Regions from separate parts of the Homo sapiens genome. Here region 1 is linked to region 2. A link is an interaction called in ENCODE POLR2A ChIA-PET data of the cell type or tissue named here. Cell type or tissue: endothelial cell of umbilical vein. All regions are shown on one strand. Each heading gives the region's core, and the rest is flanking DNA. Links, peaks and the distances in the headings are about the cores only.

Region 1 (5,388 bases), core at 89-5,088, 200 kb before region 2:
ACATACAATATAGAAAAGGCCAAGCAAGAAGGGAGCATAAGGTTAAGATTCTCTTAATAAGATCTTAATAAGATTGAGGCACAGAGTGACTCATCCAGATGAGTGTAACATATTGGTTCTAAGTATCCTAGCAGTAAAGGCAAAGATAGAAAGCACAACATATTATAATATGCACAGTATTTGTAGGATAAAACTAGAAGTATTACTTTTCTTAATACTGGTGTTTGAGAGAAATTTATCCCATGGGTTCCCATGAAAAAGTGCATTGAATTATTCAACAAAAGTATATATTTGATCAATAAGTTGAAGATCTATTATATGCCAAGCACTATATGTCAGGCACTATCTATTGCTAGCGTGTAATTCTGGACAAGTAACCTAAGCATCTCCATGCCTCAGTGTCCTCATTTGTAAAATGGAGATAATAATAGTATCTACTTGTTATGATTGTTTTGAGGATTAAATAAGATAATGTCAAGTGTCTGGCACAGAGTAGGCTCTCAAGAAATGTCAGCTGCTGCCATGGTAATGATGATATTGGTCATGATGATAAAGAAGATGCTACCCGAACTTTGGAGCTTACATTTCAGTGTGTATTGGGGGAGGAGGGAGACAGGTAATAAACAGATAGACAACTAAGCCTATAATTACAAAATAGGATGAGCTCTTTGAAGGAAGTCAACAGCATGCCAAGAGAGAGAATAACAGGGAGAGCCTCACTTAGATAGAGTGATAGGGAAGCTATCTGTGTGGCGACGACATGGAAGCAAGAGCCAGGGAGAGTTCCAGGCAGAGGCAACAGCATGGATTAAGTCTCTAAGATGAGAAAGAAGAAATGAGGTTAAAAAGATAGACAGGAGTCACCAGATCGTGCAGACTCTGGAAGCCCTGGGAAGGATTCTAAGTGCAACGTGAAGTTGCCGAAGGTTTTAAAGCAGGAAGTGGCATGTGTACATTTATGTTCTTAAAAGATTGACCCTGGCTATGATGTGGAAACTAGATTTGAAGTAGGTGAGGGTGGAGCAAGGAGACCAGTGAGGCTGTTGAGACAAGGCTGGTTTCAGCTGGAGTTATGGCTGTGAAGATGGACAGATATGATGTATATTTTGGAGTGGAAGTGAGACTAGGTAACAGACCAGAACCAGGAGGGTGTAAAGGAGAGAAAGAGGAAGGATTGAGGATGACTCCTAGGTTTCTGTGTTGATTGTTGGTGGTGCCATTGGGTGAATTGGGGAAGAAGGGGAAAAAAGCAGGTTTCAGAGAGGAAATCAAGAGACTGGGTCATGGCAAGTTTGAGATGTTCATTAGGCGTCCACATGGAAGTGTCGATTAGGTTGCCACTTATGGGGTTTGACACTCAGAGAGATTTGGGCTGGTGACTTAAATTTAGGGATGCCTACAATATCAGTGACACTGAAAGCCCTGGAAATAGGTGAGCTCCCCAACGTGAAAGAGTTATATAAAGAGAGAAGACAAGACAACTAAGCCTTGAGGAAGTCTCACGTGTAAAGATTTGGCAGTGGTCAGAGAAGTAGGAGGAAAACCAACTCTTGGTCCCCTACATGGTGTACGATCTACTATCCTTAGCACCATGCTTAAAATAGGAAAGCATTCCTGAATAGAGATAGGGTACAATACAGAGACATTTAGCTTTTCTATGAGGCACCAAAACAATGTGGCTCAGTTTACTCAATTCTGTGCACTTGCGTTGTCCCCTTTCTAAAGGTCAGTTTCTCAGCTCATTGCAAGTTAATTATTTTTTTTGAAGCCCAGGTCTACATGGGGGAAAAAATGAAAAAGGCAATGGAATGAATATAAGCTGGTGCAAAGCAATGGAGACAGCTGCTTGGATTAACCTTTTGCTTTTGTCACAGGTGTTATGTGGTGGCCCTCATTCTCCATGCATGGAGCAGACTCTAGGATCTGCAGTTACTGTATGATGAGCCCTTCTGAGTATTTTGCTTGGTAAGTGCACACATGTCATGTCCCTGATTACAGCAATGTGATGTTGGACATTTTATCACCAAGAAAAGTGGGCGCGATTGTCTGGCTCCAATCCAAATGCTGGCGTTTGCCAACTAACAATAGTTTCAACTGAAATTCATTTAACAGGGAAGAGAAGGAATGGCTTTGATGAGATTCCAAGTACAGCACAAACATCAGGCTGACCTGCAGGTTGGGCAAGGCAGGGTCAGAAACAGCAGCGGAGCCTTGCTGGGACTCCCACTATCATCTAAACAACAACATAGCAGCAGGACCTTTCACAGAGAGTTCCCAACCATGTGAGAACCGTAAGAGCCTGTAGGGTCACACAGTCCTACCTCCTCATGGGGCAGCTGAGGAAGGGGAAGCCAGGGAAGCTAGGGGTTGCCCAGGGATGTGGGGGGTATTTTGTAGTCAAAACTCTAAGACAGCAGTGGGGGTCAGGCCCCGAGTGTTGACACATTCATGGAGCAACAGCCACGTGTCCAGCACAGGGCTAGGCACTAAAGATATGTCAAACTTAAATAATGAGATTTAGAAAACATTAGTAAGTATATAGTTTATTTGAGCACACAGCTTGAGAACAGCCACCCAGGGAAACAGACTCCAAATGAATGGGATCAGCATTCCAAAGTGGAGAAGTTAAAGTTTCACTCATGTAGGCAGAGACAAAGAAGTTTCAGCTGGATTATGACATTTTCCATACGAGGCTAGTGCATACATCATAGCTATTTGATTGATTACAGATTGCTACACTCCAAGGAAGATTACTTTATTATTTCATGAGGAGGGATTATGGTCTGAGGGGGGTTCTTATCTCTGGCGCCATTTGGTCTTCATAATTATTTACAGGAAAAAAGGGCGGAAGTTGCAGCTGCATGCCACATGACTCAGGCCACATGGCCACATTCCTCTCAAGGCTCAGAATAATCTAAAGTTCCAACGGCTTTAAGTTTGAATTATTAATTGCACAGATACAAAGAGGAGCAAGACCAAGAAGAGAGAGAGAGCTGTAAAGAAATAGCCATAAACAAATAACAAATGAAAGAATGTGACCAAGTTTTCCAACAAAGGTGTGAACACAGTGCTATGGGAACCAAGAGGCCAGCTGGCTCTAACTTTGTTTTTAAATCTAAATCAGAGGCAGACTGATAATTGCCATTTTTTACTACAAATTGAGGATACCGTGTTATAATCAGTGCTTCGGGCTGAGACGGAATGATAGTTAATGCTCCCAAACCTGTAGTGGCCTTGTTTTCTTTATATCTCTAAGCCTGAGTCACTGTATAGACCAGAATAAAAACGTGGTGATGTTATACCCCATACTGGGAACCTGACAATTCGTGGATAATAGAGCCTGGTGCCTGGCACAAAATAGGTGCTCAAGTATTTTAATTAATATCTCTACAAATAGATACATTAACACTGCTCAGGCTTGGAAAATAATTTAAGCTCATAAAAAGAAAACATTGGTAATAGGACTGGTGATACAGAAATTCGTAGCATTTCAACTTAAGTTAGATATAAATACTGTCTGCCCAGGTGGCATGCAGTCCTCTTTCTTTACCTTTCAAAATCATCTCAGAAAATTTCCTTGTGCATATGTCTCATATTCCAGTTACTGTTGCTACATAACAAATTACCCCAAAACTCAGTGGGCTACAACAACAACAACAATCATTTTCATTCTCTCATGGGTTTTGTGGGTCAGGAATTCAGGAAGGGCTTGGCTGGGTGGGTTTCTTCTCAGCATCTCTCATGCAGGTGCTGGTGGACAGAGGCTGGAGCTGGAAGGGGGAGGGCAAGTGTGCAGTTGCAGCAGCTGGGGATAGGCTGGGCATTCTTCTTGCTTCATGTAGTCTTGGGTCCTCTCAGGTGGTGGCTTGAATCATCTCCTTGGGCTTCCTCCCAATATGGTGGCTTCAGGGCGGTTTTTCTGCTTATATGGCAGCTCAGGACTCATGGATGTCCCAGAAGAACCAGTTAGGAGCTTTTTTTTTTTTTTTTTTTTTTTTTAAGATGGAGTCTCACTCTATCGCCCAGGCTGGAGTGCAGTGGCACGATCTTGGCTCACTGCAACCTCTGCTTCCTGGGTTCAAGCCATTCTCCTGTCTCAGCCCCCTGAGTACCTGGGATTACAGGAATGCACCACCACGCCCGGCTAATTTTTGTATTTTTAGCAGAGATGAGGTTTCATCATGTTGCCCAGCTGGTCTTGAACCCCTGACCTCAGGCGATCTGCCCCCTTTGGCCTCCCAAAGTGCTGGGATTACAGGTGTGAACCACTGTGCCCAGCCTGAGCTGTGTTACCTTTTATGACCTAACATTGGAAGTCATATAGTACCATTTCTGTTTTACCAACCTCACCCAGATGAAAGGAGTGTCATTGTTAGAAGAGTATGTGGAATGGAATTTATTGTCATGGCCAACTTTAGAAAATACAATCTATCACATCCCACAAAACCCGAAATTCTTGTAATGGTTCCTTTTTATTTGTTTTTGTTTTCATTAACTCAGCTCAGAGATAACTTAAAACTTGCCTTTGCAGTTGCCTGCTCTGGGTCTGGTCTGCCAGATAAGATGGCAATAATGAATCAGTGTGTCTCAAAAACTATTTTGTAGAACATAGTTTCAAGAGACCTGATTAGATGTTGCTTGAAAAAAGTTAGAAAAAAGAGGGATTGAATAGGTTTCTTTTTAATAGAACTTTTCAGAGCTCTTAATTTACTAATGAACCTTTTATTATAGATCATCTGTGGAGCACTTGCAGGACTAGAGTTCCAGCAACACTGGCCACTAATTATTTTTGGATGCTTTGCTGGATTCAACTATAATCTAACAATAAGTTTCTTTATGTTTCAGGGTGGACAGTTTATGTGTCAGGTATGTGTATTTATAATTAAAATCAAATATTATTACATAGGCTTTGCACCTGGCGAGGTAACATTGAGAGTAGTTAATCTCTAGACTGGAATCCATCTGGAAGACCACTCAATAACTTGTGATTAGCTGGACCTGGTGATGCAAGCCTGGAGTCCCAGTTACCCGGAGGCTGAGGTGGGAATATCGCTTGAGACCAGGAGTTTGAGGCTACAGTGAGCTGTGATTGTACCACTGCACTCCAGCCTGGGTGACAGTGCAAGACCTCATCTCTTAAAAAAAACAAACAACTCAAAAAACCTCATCATTGAGCACCTATGATGTGCCAGCAACTGTACTCAGTGGTGGGGACTTGACGACAAACAAACCAGGGATGGGATCCTTGAGCAGTCACCATCTGACAAGTGACTGGGAAAGATGAATAATGCCCTTCACCAAGATTCTTCTCTGATCCACAAATTCAATTACCAATTTATTTGTTCACTGCTCTTAAACTTAAATATTTTTTAGTAGGTAATAAAGACA
Region 2 (5,388 bases), core at 324-5,323:
TTTAAAGAAATAACTAGAAAACGCCATATATATGGATATTAAGAACATTTTTAGAAACTTACAGGTCAAAGAAATCAAAATGAAAAACAAAAAAAAAACAGAAACGCTCAATCAAAAACAAAAAAGACTGCAAAACTTGTGAGATCCAGCTGCAGTACTTAGAGGTATGATACCATCTCTATAAAATTTTTTTAAAAAGCCATACAACATATTAGTATAGCTGCATACATATATAGACACAATTTATGATAATGGTTATCTCTGGGGATAAAAGGAAGAGAAAAAGATTTGGGATGGAGTATTTCACCTGTATCTGTAGCTTATTTCTACAAATGATGATGATGATGATAGTATCTGAAGTAAAATGTGGCAAAATATTACTCTCAGTTAAGTCCTGATAGTTGGCTACACTAGGATTATTTTCTGTATTAATATCCAAATTATTAAATTTTTCATAATCTAAAGTTTTAAAATTTGTCTTCTGAAGTTAAATGCAAAAATGTTTAAAGAATTTTTTAAAACCTGGATATTTATGGTAACCATTTCTTCTAAATGAGTAATTCAGAAACCAACATCTAAGGACACAAAATCAAATATTTAAAATGTTTTAAATATGACATCATACAACTTTAACTTGTATTACCTGAAATACTCACATAGTAATTGTCATTTATTTGAACCATTGGTGCGTTCACACAGGCCCCTAAACATTCCACTTCTATAAGAGTGAAAAGTTTGTCAGGTGTAGTCTCCCCAACCTTTATTCCTAAAAATACAAATAAACACTCTAAGGACCAGGTTATATTTTAATAGTCATTTGGTTTAAAAAAAAAAAAAAGAATTTTTATAGAGGTATATTAAAAGTTTAAGACTATTAAGTTTTTTAAAAAGAGGCCAGGCGCGGTGGCTCACGCCTGTAATCCCAGCACTTTGGGAGGCTGGGGTGGGCAGATCACGAGGTCAGGAGATCTAGACCATCCTGGCTAACATGGTGAAACCCCGTCTCTACTAAAAATACAAAAAATTAGCCAGGTGTGGTGGCGGGCACCTGTAGTGCCACCTACTCGGGAGGCTGAGGCAGGAGAGTGGCGTGAACCCAGGAGGCGGAGCTTGCAGTGAGCCGAGATTGCGCCACTGCACTCCAGCCTGGGCAACAGAGCAAGACTCCATCTCCAAAAAAAAAAAAAAAAAAGTTTTTTAAAAAGAAAAAAATCCTAGGCCAGGTGGAGTGGCTCCGTCCTATAATCCCAGCACCTTGGGAGGCCGTGGTGCGAGGATGGCTTGAGCCCAGGAATTTGAGACCAGTCTGGGCAACATAGGGAGACACAGCTCTACAAAAAAATTAAAAATTTTTTTACAGTAGTAAAAATTTTTTACAGTAGTCATGATTGTGCTACTGTACTCCAGCCTGGGTGACAGAGCAAGACTCTCTCAAAAAAAAAAAACAAAAAAAAAACTCTATGTAATTTTAACATTCAAGGAAGTTTTTAGTGGACTTGTTCCTTTAAAAGCAATCAAATTTCAGAGGACTTATCACCAGTGTTTACTGTTATACAGCAGTGCATCAGGCTGTATTATTTTCATTTTGATTGTAATAATTAAACTACTAAAATCACAGTCACATTATCAGATTTGGCAAAGACTCAGAAAACTCCTAACGTCAAAGATTATCAAGGGATGTGAAGAAAATGGGTAGTCTCATACATTTAGGGAAGGCATTTGGGAAAAATACGGTAAAGTCTGACCCTACAATTCTACTTCTTGTAAACTATCTCAGCATACAACAGGACAAGTACGCAAAGATGTGTGTGTACATCAAAGTAACTGTTTGTAAAAGAAAAATGAGGCAGGCCAAGCATGGTGGCTCACACCTGTGATCCCAGCACTTGGGAGGCCAAGGTAGGAGGATTGCTTGAGGCCAGGATTTCACAACCACCAGCCTGGGCAACATAGCAAGACCCCTCTCTACAAAAACAAACAAAAATCAATTAGCTGGGCTTGGCAGCATGCACCCATAGCTACAGCTACTTGGAAGGGTGAGGCAGAAGATCACTTGAGCCCAGGAATTGGAGGCTGCAGTGAGCCATGATCCAGCCACTGCATTCCAGCCTGGTGACAAAGTGAGACCTCAACTCAAAAAAACAGAAAAAAAAAATGAGGCAGACATATATATTGTGCTGTAGAAATACAGCCAAAATAAAGTCTAAAAAGCAAGCATACATGTAGTACATTTATATATTTAATAATTAAAATGATATAAAATCTACAACTAATATATCCAATTGTTATCAGGATTTATACCTTGATGGTGTTGGGGGTGGGGGGGTTTGAGCCAACTTCAGCTGTTTTATATATTTCAATACCACCCAGCTATTTTTACAACATGCACATATTATATTCAATAACAAAATATTACTTCATTTGACATATATAGTTAGAAGTGTAGCAATGGCAGTTTTGTAGGGGAAAATGCCCATTTACTTTTAAAATGCTAATTTACTTTTCAAATGCTACTGTAATAACATCTGTTTCAAATTTCCCTTCCCAAAGCATTCTTACTATGCTTGTATCTTATTTGTTCCATGACTTCTTTAGAAGAATATAAAGACAATAATGGGTCACTTTTTAATATACCACATGCTGTCATAGAATAGTAAGTGAAACAATTTTCTAAGTGAAACAATCTTCTAAACAACGAATATTTTATAACTTCTACAAGCATTTCAAACATACTGATTAAAAAAGAAAAAATTAAAAACTCAGCTTTAACACTAAGAACTGAGGAAGAATACCAAATAGGAAGAAATAAAGATGTGGAAACACAGTAACACAAAATATTACTAGGTAAGTACAGATCCAATAAGATGGCAGAAGTTGGAAATTTTAGATAGAAATGTACCAAATCTAGAGAGACAATTCTACTTTTTATCAGTGTTACAAATATCATGTATTCCCTACCAAGCTTTTTCTGAATGGCCTCCAGTATGCTGTCAGAGTTTCGAAGCATGCAGGGTGTAGTAGTGCAGACCTGAATGTGATACTTTCCAACTGGCTTTCGATTATACATTGTATAAAAAGTTGCTACTTCATATACTCTCATTGGAGGTACTTGTAAAACTTCTGCAACCTAAAATATTAGGACATTTAAAAATAAGATAATTACAGTGTTAGTAATGGAGCTTTAATTATGTTGTACAAAGTATAATTTCAATATTGTCTCAATTTGGTAAAAACAGAAAAGTTCTTCAAGAGCAGAAAACATACTTGTCTTGGATAACTGGGAGATATAAACTCTTCAATTTTTGCAGACAATGTACTTACACTTAAACCATACAGAGCCCGAAAGTTAATGGAGTTAACAGCACTTCCTCCTTCTACCCTACTTCTCACCTCTGTAAAAGGATATTCTTTTTCTCTAAATCTTTAAGTATTTCACTATTAAGAATTTCTACTTTGATCATGTCAACTCACATTTTATAATCTGTCTAAATGGCAAAAAATTGATGGCCAAACCCCAATAAAAGAAGCAATTAGATTTTTTAAACTCTCACCAATTTTTTCCAAACAGCCTACATACAAATGGTACAGCAACAGAAAAAAAGGTTGAAAATCAAAGCTCACTATTGGCCCATATTTTAAATATGTAAACTCAAAATTTTATATCTCTACATATATGTATACACATATTATCATACACAATCACACACTCCTCTCCCAGAATCCAGCACACTACTTCTATTTCATATCACAATACTCTTTTGAAAGTTGAATCATATAGTCTAGTACTTTCTAACCCTTCACGTCAAGACATTAATAGAAAACAATTGTTTTGACATTCTGGTGTTCAGGACTAAGGGGATCACTAACTCAGCATCTTTTCTTAGGGCAAGTCTGTTAGGGAAAACGAGGATTTCTAGCTGTTTGCCAGGGCTGGTCCTTGTCTATCGTGATTTATAATTCTGTCTACAACTTTCTAGGTGACCTATTATCATTAAGACTTACTATCTGGCATTCTTAAAAATTATAGATATATCCATATTCTAATATAAAAGAAGAGCGGGCATTTCAGACAAGTATGTTAACTTTCTCATATTAGGAATTCTAAAGGAAATATATTCTCAAAAGACATCTAATCATGGCTCACTTGTGACAGATAAAGTAATTGTGCTATTTCATTCGGCAGTTCTGAATCAAGGACGTATCCCTGAATCTGGGGAGCTCTCTATCAAAATATACATGCTGGAACCCTACCAAAGGAATAATAAATCTGGAATGAGGCTCTGACTGTCTAATTAGGAAAAGACTCCTTCCTGGAATTCTGCACATCTCCCTACACCTTAGTGACGGTTAAATAAATAATTATTAAGCTTCTGGATATTTTTTGTTGTAAGGTTAGGTGTTTCATGGGTTGGGGGGAGGGGCAGTAACATTAAAATAAAAGTCCCAAATGTAAAGTGCAAAGAATCTTGAGTCTATTCCCTATACCCTACACTTCCTGCCTTTCCCCCACACAAATCCAACCCTAAATATAATAGGACAATATATAAATACATATTTTTTAAGAGATAGGGTCTCACCATCTTGCCCAGGCTGGTCTTAAGCTCAAGCAATCCTCCCACATCAACATCCTGAGTACCTGGGTCTACAGGCATGCACCACCATGCCTGTCTTATTTTTTAAATGTTTTCACTTTCAGTTTCTTATTTATTTTTATTTTGCTCTGCTAACGTGCCACTCAGCAAGATTTCCAACAGGCTTACCATTACTAAAAATATGATTTTTTCAAAATAATAACATTATAATTAGAAACATATACCTAAATCATTATAAAGTTGGCTATTTTAATTTAAAAAAATGTTAAGTAACTTCCCAAGAAATACATAATTTATCGAAGAAATAACCACCTATGTTTACTCAGGATAGTAACTCACTAAACTTGCTTTATAATATTTTTCATAGGGAAAAACCAGTGTTATAGTACTATACAATGCAAATAAAATAAAATATCAATAAACTAAATCTAAAATTTGCATTTAGGATTCTATTAGATAAATTGAGGACATTCCTATTCTCTCAGAAAGATGATTGTCTAGCCTAAGAGTTATAACCAAATTAAGTTTAGAAAGTGGTAAGAATGAAGTACAACAAAATCTCTGTTATAGTCAGTCAAGTAGAAAATGCACTGATTTAGAAATGAATTCAGTCCTAGCACTACCGCTCAGAAATCATAACTTAATAATTAGAAGAGGTCTACCTGGTTCAAAACTTTCATTGCCAATGAGGAAGTTCAGAGAAAAATCAGGTGTCTTAGTTCTAAGTCAAAAATATTTTCCATTATATAACACAGCTTAATGGTTATGTGATTCTCATCAGAATCAAATAGTATGT

Evidence for each region. ChIA-PET counts read pairs that join two places held together with the same protein. Peaks named below come from ENCODE experiments on the same cell type or tissue, not always from the same donor. Only the 100,000 strongest peaks of a DNase experiment are listed, where the experiment ranks them.
Region 1: POLR2A ChIA-PET joins it to region 2 with 5 read pairs; 18 of 35 experiments call an interaction of 5 or more read pairs at or near these places.

What each region holds. Positions count from the first base shown.
Region 1 is chr18:9,318,639-9,324,026 of GRCh38, reverse strand. It overlaps TWSG1-DT (TWSG1 divergent transcript), which reads left to right. Exons shown (of 3, transcript NR_183523.1): 2 at 1,875-1,965. Among named protein-coding and RNA genes, the nearest start is that of TWSG1-DT, 13 kb to the left of the region's middle. In endothelial cell of umbilical vein, for the core only: no CTCF peak of the experiment used is centred there; DNase peaks (open chromatin) are centred at 2,166 and 2,826; H3K27ac peaks cover 2,105 bases.
Region 2 is chr18:9,120,252-9,125,639 of GRCh38, reverse strand. It overlaps NDUFV2 (NADH:ubiquinone oxidoreductase core subunit V2), which reads right to left. Exons shown (of 8, transcript NM_021074.5): 5 at 2,959-3,127; 6 at 657-766. It overlaps NDUFV2-AS1 (NDUFV2 antisense RNA 1), which reads left to right. Exons shown (of 3, transcript NR_110772.1): 3 at 4,184-4,375. Among named protein-coding and RNA genes, the nearest start is that of NDUFV2-AS1, 14 kb to the left of the region's middle. In endothelial cell of umbilical vein, for the core only: no CTCF peak of the experiment used is centred there; no DNase peak of the experiment used is centred there.